Linked DNA regions of Mus musculus: region 2 is linked to region 1. Evidence: chromatin loops called from intact Hi-C (ENCODE). Cell type or tissue: heart. All regions are shown on one strand. Links, peaks and the distances in the headings refer to the core of each region. The heading gives the core; the rest is flanking DNA.

Region 1 (2,909 bases), core at 259-2,758:
AAGACAGCTACAGTGTACTTACATATAATAATAAATAAATCTTTTTTAAAAATCCAACTAAAATATAACCAGTATTTTATGTTAACTAGATAGTAGAAATAACTATGTATAAAAACTGCGAGGCTGAGGAGATGGTTTGGGCATTCGATGAGGGTGAAGGCATGACACATGCAGCCCTGATAGCCAGGGTCAATCCCCAGAGCCCACATAAGAAGCTGGCAGGGATGGCGTGCATCTACAATCCTAGCACTCCATGGTGAGACAGAGGCAGAGAGGGGGATCTTGCAGAAGCTTGTGGTCAGGCACCCTGGAGCACACACTCAGCACAGCACTCACGAGAAGGTGAGAATTGACTCCAGAAGGCCGACTTCTGACCCCCATATGCACACTACAGATCACGCGTGCCCCACCCCAAACAAATAAGTAAACAAATGTTTGGGGCTGGCGAGATGCCTCTTTGGTTACGATCACTCACTGTTCTTCCAATGGGACAGGGATTCTATTCCCACCACCCACAGCCATCTGTAACTCCAGGTCCTAAGGATCTGACCTCTGAGGGCACCAGGCTCACGCATGGTACAAACACACACTCAGGAGAAACATTCATGCACACAAAATGAAATAGATATTTTAAAAGAAAAACTGTCTCTGAAGATTTACTATAAATCTCACTGTAGTAAACTTAGAATCCCCTTTTCTAACATCTCAGGCTCTTCAAAACTCAGAGACAAATAGAAGGCTGTGGTGATGTGGGTGGGGAACAGGGCATCTCAAGCCACTCCTCCTCCTACTTTGTCCTGTTCCTTCGTTTTACATAATGATACTAAGTGGAAATACTAAAACCTAAAAGAAACATTTTAAATTGTATTCCTGTTGAGGAAACACACACACAAAACAGAAATAGATAGGAACTAAGAAGAAATGATTAGACACCCAAATGCCAGAAAAGGGGAAGCCTTTCTCCTTGGTTTCACTTTCCTTTTCCCTAAGAATGTTCCAGAACTTTCCTCGCCAGTGTTACCTGGAGAGAGAAATGGACAATGAGGAAGAAGAAATATCAATTTTAGGACCTGTCTACCACTCACCCAGACATCACCTTGCTCGGTCCTAACGGAAGCCTGGCTAGTCCCTGCTACATTCGTGCAAACAAGGACCTCTTTTCAGCCACCCTATGTCCTGTCCTGTTCTCTAAAACTAAAACCGAGAAATCAGGATGCCTTTGGTGCTGCCCCAGGGAAGAGCTACTAACTCTCAGGTCCAAGGGAACAGAAATAAGCTCTACTTCAGCCAGAGGCAGTGCCCAACTTCCCCAAGCCCCAATCTGTCACTATGACTTCCCAGATAGTGCCTTCCCCAATGCCCCTTTGCTTGTCACCAAAACAGGAAGGATTAAAAGAGCTGACACCTTCTTGTCAGTCTCGGATGCACTGTCTCTTCCTGCTCCTAAGTCAATGCCTTCAGAGTGTGTACTCAAAACTGACCAGGACCATGTGTTACTACATGACACTTAGAAATTAAGAAATGTTTATAAATTCAAGGTACTTGTTTGAAATAACGTTGAATTAGCAGTATTTGAAACACCATGTGTTATCTGCTTCAAACGCAGGCTTCCTTTTCTTTCCCTGCTTCTTCACTTACCCTCAATCTGAGGGAACTGACTTTATTTTTACATAAGTGACATCTTGTGGTGTTAAATGGTATAACTGTTCTATCCCATTCAAAATAAGCCTAAAAGTTTCAAGGAACAAGAAATGCATTGCTGAAAAGCTAAAGCAAACCTCATTTGGACTGGGAAAGGCGCTTGTACTCTACCAGAATAAACCAGAATACTGCCCAAAGCAACATGGGACGAGTCACGCAGGACAACCTGGGAGGGAGGTAGAGTATCGGTGGACTTTCTTTTTCATAAATCTGAAACCCAGAACTTATTACAACACTACTCCTGACCCCTCCTTCTCTTCCTCCACTCATTGTAAAGCAGTATAAACAAAGAGGAAACTGAAATCCAGCAGGCACCATGCTCATCAGTGCCACTCAAAGTACTACCTAGACACATGGAGGCACTCAAAGTCACATACTTGGAAAGTTGGAAGAGTAATTTGACAGTATAATTTTATGTTTATTGAATCCAATAAAAATGGGGTGGTATTGTACATACTTTTTCCACTGTATTTTTCTAGTAATTTATTTTTATTGAATTTTATAGAAGTGTTCATCCATGACAGACTGGAATTTTTCAAAGAAAGAAAAGCTCTTTAGCAGTTTGAGAGCAGAGCTCACACAATTAACTTGTCAGCCTTACTGTGGTGTGACTTATTATAACATTCTCCAATTCTAAGAGTATACTTTGTTCAGTTTTCAAACATGGGTAAAATCCTGCAATCACTAGCTACATCAACCACAGGACACTCCCTCCAACCTTGCCCACAACCTTTACAGCCAGATTCTCACTCCCCAACATCGTGATGGGTTGCTACCACTCTGACCCTGTATTTTCTAAAACTTCATACAAGCAGAGGTCATTCTAGCAGCTATAAAGCAGCTATAAAGCAGCTATAGAGCAGCTGGCAATATGTGTGTGCCCTCTGCACACAGACTAAGTGGTCCTTCCATGGCAGATTCAGTATATCTACAACAACTTCGTAATACTCATCCGGGTCTTAGCTGTCATCAGTCTGTGAAACACTGTCACCACACAGGCCAGGGTGGCCTGGAACTGGAGATCTTCATGCCTCTGCCTCTCTAAAGCTGGGATTACAGGGTAAAGACATTGATGTAGCTACCTCTGTGAACACCTCCTTTACGGTGTGTGTCTGCGCATGCACGGGTGAGGTCAAAGGACACCTTTCAGAAGTTGCTTCTCCCCTTCAGATCCCTGGGCTTGTGCTATAAGGATTTTTACCAACTCG
Region 2 (2,909 bases), core at 119-2,618, 59 kb before region 1:
CTTGGTATGGCATCTTTTGAATATATTAGTCACAGCACTCTCAAATCCAAAAGAATAAAACAACCTTCCTTTTGCCCCATTATCTATAAATAAATAAATAAATAACATAATTTAAGATTTCTTCAACAGCACATCTGAAATCTGAGAGCCAATATGTAAAAAGCCACGAGAGAAACTCTGACAACTCCAAAGTCCAGACTCAATGCCCAGACTTCTCCAGTAGCCCACGCTCACAATGACCGCATCCTATACCACACACTCTTTTGAACCATGCATGTCCTAGACTGCTAGTGGCTGCAGCCTCAGAGCCGTCTGCTCCTGCTTCTGCCTCCAATGCAGTCACAACACTGGTCCATCAGCTTTCTGAAACAAATTCCCATAATCACCTTTGAAATGTAAGAACAAGTTTTTGCTTGCTTGCTTGTTTTAAGATAGGATCTCAGTCTCAATGGGCCTGAAACTCTAGTCCAGCACAGATCCGCCTGCCTCTACATCCTAAGTACTGGAATTAAAGGTATGAGCCACTACACCTGGCAAATACAGAATTAATTAAAAAGGGTCTGTTTGTTTTAATCTTTCATAATCCTCCAAAAGTCAGGTCTCATTTAAATGTATACAAAGCAAAGGAATGCAATGTGCTCAAAACCATGGCAGCCTGATGATGCACTAGCAAGTAAGGAGGGACCCCAAAGATGCACAGAAATAACAAAGTACCCCAGGATTCAACCCTGCCACTGTCAGCAAGGATCTGAATCTCAAAACCAACTTCCAAGATGAACTGAAGCTGATGGTGAGTAAACTGACAGCGAGCAACAGCTACCTCGCAGACTGGGGCATACAAACATCAGCCATGGTCAACAGTATCAGTGAATCCATGTCTTACTATGACAGGGCTTTTGAAAAGTGATTTAGAAATGACACTACTAATAGTAAGATTTTATAACCCTGCTAATTGCTAAGATATATAAACTTCTAATGGCCAAACTCTCAAAACAGTATAGAAAAGAAGTAGCCAGTGAAGTTCTTTCCTCGTATTTGAAGTTTTACTAAGTAAAGAGAACAATTCACTATTTTCTTAATTAAAACAAATTTGGGGAAATTCTTAATTTCAATCTTCAAGCTCTTAACTATAACTGCCAGCAATAAACACAAGTTACAAAAGAGTTCAATGACACTCAGAGGCAGTGTCAGGGGCTGGAGCCAGCTCAGTGGCTACGAGCACATACTGTTCTTTCAAAGGACAGTGGCTCACAGTCATCTAGAACTCCAGTTTCCGGGCATGTGACACCCTCCTCTAGCCTCTGCGGGTGTACAGATATGCACCATAAACACACACAGAACATCTATACACATAAAATTAAACGACTAAATCTTAAAGCAAAAGCAAAAAAAGAAAAAGCAAGCCCAGAAGGGCACTCTGCAAATGAGAGAGAAAGAGTAGAAATAAGAGAGAAAGTAGAAACAGAAGTCCTTAAACTCTGCGAACCACGAGTCATCCTGGCTCGTGTCACAGATACTCACTGGCCCCTGTGCGTAAAGGCACAAGGCGTCGGGCTGAGTTCTAAGGAGGAGACTGAGAGGTCGGCCTGCATTACTTGGTTTTCCTGGCCTCTGTTTCTTAGTACGTGTTTGTCTAAACTTTACGGTTGTTTACAGCTGAAGATATCAAACAAATAAGCAAAGCCTGAGAAACCCAAACCAAGCTGATTCTTACTGCCTAACAATACTGCCCCGAGGCCTCCGACATGGAAGGCGTGCAGCCCGTCCCTGAGCCACATTCCCAGGCACTTTTATTTCTGTTACGCTTTAGGTTACCAGGTAGATTTAACACTGTGGAAAGCCATCATATCTGCTATTCTCAGCTATGACAGCAAGCCTGAGAGACACACCTGCATCCTCACATAAGGCCTAATATACACCACTCAATTCAGAAACAAAGTGAGCTCCTGTCTCTGAATGAACCTCTTAACACAGCCAGAGAAAGCAAACGAGTATCAAGCCAGGCATTCCCATCAAAGCCTGATGGTTGCATGGCTAGAAACAAAGAAGGCTAAAAAGTATTCAGTATGTAGTCTGGGGTCTCCAAGCTTTACCTCACACCCCACATCCTTCTAGGTGGCCACAAACGTGCCTGCTGTGTGAGCCCTCCACTGACACGCTCAGCGCTGACACAAGCTTTGGCCTGTTTTTCAATCTGTGAAACAGTTCCTTCAGGCCTCCACGTACCGCTGCATTCCTGCTCTGAAGCAACGGCTTGGTGTTTCTAATTAAGAGTCTGTGGTCTGGGTCCATGGCATACGACTTCTTCCTGCTGCTCTTCTCCTTCTCCTCCTCCTCCTCCTCAGATTCATAGAAGTTCTTCTCATTGTCTTCCAGACCACCATCCTGAAAGAGAACAATCCAATGCCAGGTAAGACGGATGGCACAGCCAAGACGTGACTCAGCCAAAGGGACTTTTCCTTTAAAAAGGTCTACAGTGAGGGGCTGCAAAGACACCTCGATCCAGAACATAAAGGCCTGGGTTCCGGCCCCAGTGCCCACGTAGGACACAGGGTATGGTGCCACACACTTGTAAACCCACCGCTAGAGAGACACAGACAATCATCCTCCGGGCTTACTGGCCAGCCCTGGAAGACATCTCAAAAAAGAAAACAACCAGTAGCCGTCCCCTAAGGGATGACACTGAAGGCTGCCTTCTTCGCGCACATACAAATACACACACGCACCCACATACACATGTAAATACTATAATTACAGTAATACTGCAGAATTCTGCTGTTGGAGCAATTCAAAACATTGTATAATCACATGCAAAGGATGATATTTCTTATTATAATACATAATACTTCTAGTATAATACATAGCAAATCTCCACAGAGATTCCTGTAGTCGATCAAAGAAAAGAAATT

What was found. Hi-C counts contacts between places; a loop is a spot of excess contacts. Peaks named below come from ENCODE experiments on the same cell type or tissue, not always from the same donor. Only the 100,000 strongest peaks of a DNase experiment are listed, where the experiment ranks them.
Region 2: it touches region 1 in a loop (2.0-fold over the local background); 5 of 42 quality-filtered maps call a loop at or near these places.

Annotation. Positions count from the first base shown.
Region 1 is chr13:94,380,664-94,383,572 of GRCm38, reverse strand. The region is part of intron 1 of Ap3b1 (adaptor-related protein complex 3, beta 1 subunit); the gene reads right to left. Among named protein-coding and RNA genes, the nearest start is that of Ap3b1, 23 kb to the right of the region's middle. In heart, for the core only: a CTCF peak has its summit at 1,680 (motif pointing left); no DNase peak of the experiment used is centred there.
Region 2 is chr13:94,439,731-94,442,639 of GRCm38, reverse strand. It overlaps Ap3b1 (adaptor-related protein complex 3, beta 1 subunit), which reads right to left. Exons shown (of 27, transcript NM_009680.3): 8 at 2,227-2,385. Among named protein-coding and RNA genes, the nearest start is that of Ap3b1, 82 kb to the right of the region's middle. In heart, for the core only: no CTCF peak of the experiment used is centred there; a DNase peak (open chromatin) is centred at 1,229.